Linked DNA regions of Homo sapiens: region 1 is linked to region 2. The links are chromatin contacts, found by Hi-C or POLR2A ChIA-PET in ENCODE. All regions are on one chromosome and are shown on one strand. The core of a region is the stretch at or near the end of the contact, and the rest is flanking DNA. Distances in the headings are between cores, read along the strand shown. Region 1 overlaps PLCL1 (phospholipase C like 1 (inactive)). Region 2 overlaps PLCL1 (phospholipase C like 1 (inactive)).

Region 1 (4,750 bases), core at 1,937-4,436, 37 kb after region 2:
AATGGTGAATTTGAAGATTAAATCACAGAGTATCTGATTCCAGTTCTTTTTAACTTCCTTTTTTTCTCCATAGCTTTCATCCCATATTTAAAATGTCCTCTGCTAAGATGCCAACACATATCCTTTAAAGTAAAATTCCTAGCTGGGAGCAGTGGCTCACGCCTGTAATCCCAGCATTTTGGGAGGCTGAGGCGGGCGGATCACTTGAGGTTAGGAGTTCAAGACCAGCTTGACCAATATGGTGAAACCTTGTCTCTACTAAAAATACAAAAATTAGCTGGGTGTGGTGGTACGTGCCTGTAGTCCCAGTTACTCAGGAGGCTGAGGCAGGAGAATTGCTTGAACCCGGGAGGTGGAGGTTGCAGTGAGCCGAGGTCACACCATTGCACTCCAGCCTGGGCAACAGAATGAGACTCTGTCTCAAAAAAAAAAAAAAAAAAAAAAAAAAAAAAAAAAAAAAAAAGTAAAATTCTTCAAATAGGTGCATCCCAGTTCCTGGGGGCAAGGCCTCAAAATAAACCTAGTGCATCTCCCTGGATTGTCAGTTTATTTGAAGGTTTGTGGAAAAAAAAATTATCAGATTGTCAGTTTATTTGAAGGTTTGTGGAAAAAAAAATTATCAGAAAGAGTATGGACATATTAAAAATGTGAGGGCCTTTCGATCTACTTTCTAGGTCCCTGGGGGAACAAGCTCAGTGTCTTTGACACTAAGGGCTATTTGATGAAGTTTGAAAAGCACCATTTAAAGGTCTTAGCTCTTGGGTGGATATTTGCATTTTGATAGAGAATTCTTCAATCCATCATAAAGTTTTCTTTTGAGGAATTATGCTTACTGGGTTTAGCTCGGGGCAGTAGGTGCTGGATCAATCAAAAGTCTTCCCGAAATGCTAGTGATAAAGCAATATCCAGGAAGCCTTAGGTTTTTATATTCTGTTATTCTCTTCAGTTTGCAAGCTGCTTTAACATACATTATTTTATCTAATTGGCTCCTCACATCAACCAAGTTGAGTATAGCCATGCAAAGAATTAAACACTTCAAACAATATTACATTTTAAAATAACTTAAATGTAATTCCCTAGAGACCTGCATCCTTAGTTCCATTCTCTAAAGGGGAATTTCTTGCGTATCTTTCCAGACATATTTTATTAAGCATATACCATCTCAGATCTTTGGGTGTGATCTCCATGTATATTTTTCATAGGCAAATGAGGAGTAAACTACAATATATTCTGCTTTTTAAAAAAAGCATACTGTTTTACATTGGAGTGTAGTGTTTTATTGTATGAAGTACCCCAAATTCAGTTAATTCTGAGGGAGGGGAGACATTTGAGTTGTCTTCAGTATTTTGCTGTAATAGCTGATGCTCTTAGGAACATCTTTTACAAGATGATCATTTTTTTCTTTGCTCACATAAATAAAATAAATAACAAATTCCAAGGAGAGGAATTGCTGTGTTTAAGGCTGTGTTTAGTTCTGCTAAATATTGTAAAATCGCCCTCAAAAAACTTTTAACACATGCACTCCCCACTGATGGTATATGAGAGTAACTTTTTCCTATACCATGGTCAATTCGGTATATGAAAAATTTTGATCTTATTTTAAAATATTGTTGATTTGTATAAATTTCAGAGGTACAAGCACAGTTATGTTACATGAATATATTGGTAATCGTGAAATCTGGGCTTTTAGTGTAGCCATCACCCATACTTTGTACCCATTAAGTAATTTCTCATGCCTCATTCCCTCCCACCATTCCGAGTCTCCAGTGTCTATTATTTCATACTCTATGTACAAGCACATGAACAATTTAAAAAGTTTTGTTAATAAGATAGGGAAAAGGCCTGGCTCAGTTGCTCATGCCTGTAATTCCAGCACTTTGGGAGGCTGAGGATCACTTGAGCTCAGGAGTTCGAGACCAGCCTGGGCAACATAGTGAGACCCTGTCTCTACCAAAAATTAAGTGCGGTGGTGTGTGGCTCTGGTCCCAGGTACTTGGGAGGCTGAAGTAGGGGGATTGTTTGAGCCTGGAAGGTTGAAGCTGCAGTGAGCTGTGATTGTGCCACTGGACTCTAGCCTGGGCGACAGTGAGACACTGTCTGAAAAAAAAAAAGGAAAAAATCTTATTTTTACTAGCGGTCATTTAATTGAGATTGAGCATTTTCCCCCCAAGTGTTTCAAAGCTATTAGCAATAATTTTTTTTGTGTGTAAACTCTCTGGTTGTATTTCTCACCTAACTTCATTGAATTGTTGGTCTTTTTCTTTTCTTTTTTTTAATTTGTAAAGATTCCTCATATGTTAAAGATAGGTAATTAACCCTTTCTGCCATATGTGTTTCAAATATTTGTTCCCAGTTAATTGTTATGGTGTTTATGAGCAACCGTCTACATTAAATTAGGTGAAAGTGGGCTTCATTAGAAACATTAAGGGCTTATGAACTGGCAGAACAGCATGGAGAGAGAGCAAGAAATTGAGAGAAAAGGTCAGAGGTTGAGTCATGGAGCTGGGGCTTTCTAGCTTTATGATCCTGGACAATCACTTAATGTCAGGAGACCTCAGTTTCCTCAACTATAGAGTGAGGATAATTACAATACTTCCTCATAGAGTCATAAAGATTTAGTGACATCATGCATGTTAAAGTGCTCTATACATAAGACTAAGTGAATATTAGTTTTTATTACTGAACTATCTTGCATATTGGAATACAATACTTCAGGAAATAGAAATTTCTGTCTTCAATTATTTTTTGAAAGACAAAACTAATTTTTATATTTCAGATGTTTTTCTGCTGTTAGCATATCTCATGATTCCTGCTGATTCCATAATTAAGGAAGACAAATTTCTTTCTAATATTGGAATTAGAAATAAAAGATATGATTATTAAATGCTAATGAGTAATAAAGGATTATATGATACTAGTATTGAAAAGTAAATTAATTATATTAAAATGATAAGGCTAAATCTTATTTCCTTTTTCAAAATGTCAGTGGAAAAATTTGCTAAAATGCAGTTCTTTTATTTGCAGTTTTTTTAGATCATAAAAATAGAATGTTTTCAGTTTTGTATATGTGTAAAGTGAATGTGTAGAATTAGAGCTTTAAAAATTTTTGATCTGGAAACAACCTAGACATCATCTAGCCCCGGGCTTGTTTTTACAGATGAGGAAGTGAGAAATTCCGAGAAGCATAGTGACTAGTGAGTCATGTGGCCATTGCAGAACAAAAGGGAAGAAATTTTCTGTCTCCTGTCTCCCAGTGTAGGGCCCCTTTCACTGTCCTATGTCATTTGGATGCATAGGTTGCATTTCTGCTACATGTTTGGGGTTTATGACACTAGCTATACTCCTTAAACTTGTTAAATGAACAGCCATGGTTTTCTAGCCTAGAGGGAAATAAGTTGTACTCAAACTCTGCTCTTTTGGAGATATGATTTTGAGCTGCTTTAACCAAAAAAAAACAGGCTTTAAAAGCTCTTCCTATACTTCTGCTTACACTGAGTTTTAATATTCTGTCAAACATTTTAAACTTTTTTCTCCGATTTACTTCAGGTTTTCATAGAGTAAGGACATTTTAGAAGAACCCAAGAAGCAAATATGTTCAAGTTTTTAGGCTACACCAACACACATTTTTTCTGTTGATATTCAAGCATAATATATATTTAAAGCATTCAAAGTTGATCCAAACTATAATAAAATCCTAGCATGGCTAGCAAATTTATTTCAGTTTTTTTTTCTTGCAAATCTTAGTTTTGTTTGTGTTTTAGGCTAAATGTTAAAATTAAGGAAATAAATACCAATAAATTGACATGTTCTTCCTGTGGTTGGTGTGATTTTAATTTTAATTTATTTTTCTTTAAGCTATCTTGAGTTCATGTAAAATATTAATTGAAATGAAAGTTGCTTGTAGGTTTCTTATATAGTATAAGAAAAAAGACTAGAGATATCCCTCCACCTCCCCATTCATCTTTCTTATAGCAGAAGCAGTGCCCCAATTTGGTGATAGTAAGAGAAGGTCATTGACATCAGCTTGCATACGCAGCTTTGGTATCATGCTAAATAGAATAAGACAGTATTTAATAAATTCATCTTGGACAGTGAACACTTTGAAAGGTGAGAGAAGAGCCAACAGGGAAGGTGAAATGAGTTTGGAAGCTGATTTTCACAACTGAAAAAATTGACAACAGATAGTTTCTTTATGCTGAAACTAATTGGTATTGTCAAAATTGAGCTATATCATTTCCACTGGAAGCCACAGTTCTTATTAGAAAAGTGTTATGAGATAAGATATTTAAGGCTATTTAAATATTCGTATGAATCCCAGACAGTAGGAGGAACAGTTGTGAGAGCCAGTTGCTAAGGACAACCCATTTCCTACTTTCTTCTTCTCCCTCTTAGCAGCAACACCAACCTTTGGATCACTGCCAACCTTTGGAAATCCCTGTCCTTGGAAGGAGAATAAATGAAGCCATCATTTACTGTAACAGCATTTATTCCCTAAGCATTTAAAATGGGAAAAGCTTTAAAATGTAAAAAAGATATACATGCTTATTATACAAAATTCAAATTAAGAAATAAAGAAGAGAATAAATGTTATTCATAAACCTACCACCCAGAGATAACCACCGTTAACATTTTGGTGTATATTCTCCAGGATCATTATAGACTTATGCTGCAATTGGCTTTTTTATTTTTTTGCTATATATATATATATATATACACACACACATATACGTATATATGCATATGTACGTAT
Region 2 (4,935 bases), core at 2,167-4,666:
ACCACAGAGATGAGACAAGTACTACCAGTCCTGGGGAAGTAAAGAGACGGAAAATTCCTTTCTTTAACTAGAGGGAATGGACCCTGCAGTCAACCTGTGTACTTGCAGAGCTATATGTCTTTGGTATTCTGATATACTTCACAAAGTATATTTTATGCCCTAGGTGCTAAGTGAATTGACAATGAAGACTTGGTATTGAGGGAATTAAAGGGCAGGTGGGGTTCTGTTCCCAAGGCTACAGTCCATAGAATATTGGCAAGGTGGAGACAAACATGACATACCATCTTCCCTGCCTTCTTTAATCCCTGGGTGGATGGTAGCAGGCAAGAGAGTAATAAATGCAAGGAACAGTAGGTTTGCAGTACCCTTGGTATTCTGTCATATGTGTAATTGAAAGCCACAACAAAATAGCAATAGAAAAGAAAATATTAGTGAGGCGGCTCATGCCTGTAATCTCAGCACTTTGGGAGGCTGAGGTGGGAGGATTGCTTGAGGCCAGGAGTTTGAGACCAGCCTGGGCAACGTAGAGAGACCCCATCTCTACAAAATAACAAAAAATTAGCAAAAGAAAAAAGGCTTTTTTGTGTGTGCGTGCATGTGTGTGTTTGTGGGAAGTCTTAATTTTTGCCTTGAATTTTAAAGGAAGATTTAAATGATTAAAGTAATGATTAAAGTAATTGTGAGATGTGCAGATGACATAGAATAATGGAAATTAAAAAATAAATATTTATTGCCTTTTCTCCCCTGCTTACAAAAGCAGTACAGCTTAATGCAAGAAATTTGGAGAAATGTAAAAGGAGAATGGCATTTAAAAATAACCTTAAAATGTTTTTTTTCTTGAAATATTCAATGGTGGTGGTGGGTAGAGAGTGAGAGGAAGAAGCTCCTCATAGACTTTGAGAAAATCAAGAGGTTTTAAAGAGCAATAAAAGGAACTGAGCACATCTCCTTTAGGATCTGTAGAACTGGCCTTAAATCAATACAGAAATGTCTAGCAAGAGGCAATCTCTCTGGGGAGATTATTAAAGTGAGAGTAGATTATCATTTGAGTGACTGGTTCAGGTTCTCTGAGGTGCTCTTGAAGTACCACTGACTGTTGAAGCATGTATCTGAAATTTCCTTTTAACACAAGTTTTCAGTGATTCTCTTAGAGGTTAAACACACAGACACACAGACACACAGACACACACAGACACACACACACACACACACACACACACACACACACACACACACACACGACTGCAGCCAGGAAGCCTGGCTCAGTCACCAGGTAGTGGTATGCCCTTGGGCAGGTGATTTAACCTTTCCAAGGTTTAGCAATTTCCTCATTAGTACTGCGACAGGATTGAATCAGATTTTCTCCAAGGTTTCTACCTGCTCTAACTGTTTTGTTTTAAGGAATTGATCTCATTTTCTCTTCCTGTCTGTCTCACCCCACCATTTCCCCTTGTCCCAAGGTAATTAAGCCATTTCCAGTTCAGACAGTGAGCTAAGTGCTTTTTGGAACATACGAACTCAAGGAATGCACGTTTTTGTCAATTATTTGAGAAAGTGTGAATCCTGCATGGAGTTTAGAATATATGATTGTCAGAATTGTCTTGATAAATATGGTGTGTGTGTGTTTGTGTGAAATAGAGAATGCATGTAGGAATAAACGAGCAAGCTTATAATTTTTAGTAATATTTGGAATGAGAAAAATTAGGAGGGTTCAGTACTTGATAAGAAGGTGGGTTTCATAAGTAGAATAAACCCGAAGGCCATATACATATCAGGAGAGTTACTTTATGGCTTATATGTTTTTTCCCTTCCAGTATTATAGAAGACAGGTTATATTGTCTGTACAACAACTACACCTACCTACTTCAGGTGTTCATCTTTGGAGTGGGGACCTACGGGAATCCCTGAGTTGGTATAAAGTTTATTTCAAGCTGGAGACATTTGAGATTCAAGAACACATATTGGAGCTTCCCTTATCTGACTAAAAGCAGCAACTTGTGGGAAATGAGGCTACCATAAATCCTCTCTCCAGGAGAGTTTCATGGCCATGAAGAAGACAGAAAGACCACTTGCACCTCCATAAACAAACATTATCACAAACTTTCTTATATACCGTTTGCTCTCCTAAAAATTGATTTGCCTTTCCTAAGGAAGCCTACCTGTTTTTCCCATAGGAGCTTCCTCCCCTTTCCCCACAAAGTTAGGTATATAAGTCTCATATTCTAACCACCCCTTTGAGTTAGTCATCACTGGGCACTCCCACATGTGTGTGCATTGCACGTGTAAATAAACTCCTTCTTTTCTCTTGCTATTTTATTTTCTGTCAGTTTAATTCACATACCTCCAGGAAATAAACCTAAGAGAGCAGCGGAAAAACTTTTTTCCTCCCTGACATCTGTTTTATGTAAATGCAGTTTTTGTAAACATGAAGATAGGATTTCCGGAAACTTCAGACTTTGGGAGCAGTTCTACATACATAGAAAAAATACAACAAAACAGTCAGTACAGATGCATTTTAGTAATTACGTAGCTTATCAAGTAATAATCAATCTAGAATCTGAAGAGTTTTTTCTATTGCACAGTGATAGAAGTATTGATTAGCTATCTGTCTGGAATAAAAGCAGTGCTCTGATTGGCTGCAGTGGTCTTTATTTGAAGAAGCATATGAAGCTATTGGTGTTTATGGCAAGGCATGCTGCCTGAGCCGCTATAAGAAGAAAGACTTTCCCAATGACACCTAAAATCTGGGTACAAGTGATAAGAAAGAGAAGAGACAGGAACTGGGGAAAGTAGTGAAAAGCAGTAGAGACAGTGGGGGAGAAAAGACATTGGCTCCAGGGGGAGCAATTTCACTTCTCTTACCCCTCACCTGCAGGTCCTGGTATGGAAATAGGCATGTTAGAGGAGACCAGGAGGACAAGAAGGTCTAGCCTTGGACAAAGTTCAAGGGGCCTTTAGACCCCAACAAGATGAAATAGAAGAAGTACTGGCACCTGGCCCCATTCCCCTGACTCCACCTCACCCAAACCCTGATGATTATATATTAAGATTGCATTTCTGTACCAATGTGAGGCCACAAGATAGATGGCTCATGGCTGGGCATTTGGATTTGCTGTTGGTAGTAAAAGGTCAATGTAGAACAATTTCCAAATAGCTCTCCTCTCATATATGAATAAGGATGGTTGGCATTTGATTTTGCTATGTATTTTAAAGCTGCAGCAAATGCAGTGAATGAATTCAGCGACAGCTTTGGCCATGTTTTTGATGTACCGGGTGGTGATAGTTGGAGGTAGGAGGGACTTAATAGCATGTGGAATGAGGGCAAAAATATCATTCAAGGCAACGTGCCTTTCAATTCCTGGCACCTCCTGTTGCACAGCTGCAATGTGGTAGGGTGGGGGAGGGAGCAGGGAGGATGGTGGGGAGATGGCACTGCTGTGTGCTGCAGCCTGCCCTGGCCAGCCAAACTCTTGACAAGGCAGCTGGAGAGTACTGATCCTGGCTCTAGATTGTCATCTGATTACACATTGTTTTACCAACTTCATGACTGTTATCTGTTTGCTACAGCTTGTAAAAAAATCTCTATGCTTGGAATGGCATGGTAGTGATTAAAAAGAGATAGGAAGCACTTAATATGCTCATTCATTTGCATTTATTGTAGATTAAAGGAGGAGATGAAGGTGTGTAACTATCTTTTACTATTGCTCTCAGGATTAATATATCATATTGCTTCTGTCATTTAACATTTTTATACCGATGGATTTTTCTTCAATGTTCATATATGTATAGAAATGTTGATAGATGCCAGTCACTGCTAATTAATGTTATAATTCTAAGATGCTGGCGGGTTGTAGGTAGCTTTGGCCAAGGTCCCTTCTTTAAACCTCTCCTATTTTGGGCCTGAGGGTGAAACTAGTCACTCCTTTTAGAAAACAGAGCTAGACTTGAATCCCAGAGCAGCCACTAGGATATCTATATACATCTATAATATGTATCTATGTCTGTCTATCTGTATAAATTTTGTTTTATTATGGTAAATATATTTAACATAAAATTAACTATTTTAGCCATTTTTAAGCATTAAGTACATTCACATTGTTCTGCAACCATTACCATCCATCTCCAGAACTTTTTCATCTTCCCCAATTGAAATTCTATAGCCATGAAACATAAACTCCCCATTTTCTCCTTTCTCCACTCCCTGGTGGCCACTATTCTGCTTTCTGTCTTTATGAATTTGACTCTTTTATGTACCTCATATAAATGGAATCGTACAATATTTGTCCTTTTATGACTAGCTTATTTCACTTAGCATAATGTCTTTAAGGCTCATTCGTGTGGTAGCAGGTATCAGAATTTCCTTCCTTTTAAATTCTGAATAATATTCCATTGTAGGTATGTACCATATTTTGTTTATCCATTCGTCTAATGATGGACCCTTGTGTTGCTTCCACCTTTTAGCTATTGAGAATAATGCTGATATGAACACAGGTGTGCAAATATCTGTTTGAGTTCCTGCTTTCAGTTTTTTGGGTATATTCCCCGGAAGTGGGATTGCTGGATCGATCATATGGTAATTCTAGCTTTAATTTTTTGAGGAACTGTGATATCATTTCCTAGGACAAACTTTAATTTCTCTGTGCCTCACCTTCCTTATTTGTGAAACAGGAATAATCATCCTTAACTGGAAGAGGGCTATCAGGGTTAGAGATAATGTAGTTAAAGTGCCAGCATTTCTTGCCTCTAGAGCCAGTAGCAACAAAACGTGTAGTTTCTGCCTAAATCTTGCTATTTCTCACTGCCTCTGCTCTTGCTGTCTCTCTGTTTGTAATGGCCTTTCTTACCTGACTCCCTCCTATGCATCCTGTAAGACTTGTTCAAGGGCTGCCTTCTCTAGGAAGTTGTCCCTGTTTCTACCCAAGCTATATTGCCCCA

Evidence for each region. A loop is a pair of places that touch in the nucleus more often than their neighbours do. ChIA-PET counts read pairs that join two places held with the same protein, here RNA polymerase II (POLR2A). Pooled maps may share reads with other maps.
Region 1: a map of K562 shows a loop between it and region 2 (5-fold over the local background). The contact joins two enhancer-like sites. A Hi-C loop is called at or near these places in 6 of 168 maps with a recorded cell type or tissue (CD4-positive, alpha-beta T cell, CD4-positive, alpha-beta memory T cell, K562 and 2 more) and 13 of 50 pooled maps. POLR2A ChIA-PET finds 5 or more read pairs at or near these places in 9 of 52 experiments (CD4-positive, alpha-beta T cell, CD4-positive, alpha-beta memory T cell, GM12878 and 4 more).

Annotation. Positions count from the first base shown.
Region 1 is chr2:197,885,990-197,890,739 of GRCh38, forward strand. The region is part of intron 1 of PLCL1 (phospholipase C like 1 (inactive)); the gene reads left to right. Among named protein-coding and RNA genes, the nearest start is that of PLCL1, 84 kb to the left of the region's middle. RefSeq lists enhancers at 3,018-3,107, 3,368-3,417. Within about 2 kb of position 3,187, at least 2 of the 41 ENCODE cell types and tissues checked have a DNase peak (open chromatin) inside an H3K27ac peak, as active enhancers do.
Region 2 is chr2:197,848,840-197,853,774 of GRCh38, forward strand. The region is part of intron 1 of PLCL1 (phospholipase C like 1 (inactive)); the gene reads left to right. Among named protein-coding and RNA genes, the nearest start is that of PLCL1, 47 kb to the left of the region's middle. Within about 2 kb of position 3,417, at least 2 of the 41 ENCODE cell types and tissues checked have a DNase peak (open chromatin) inside an H3K27ac peak, as active enhancers do.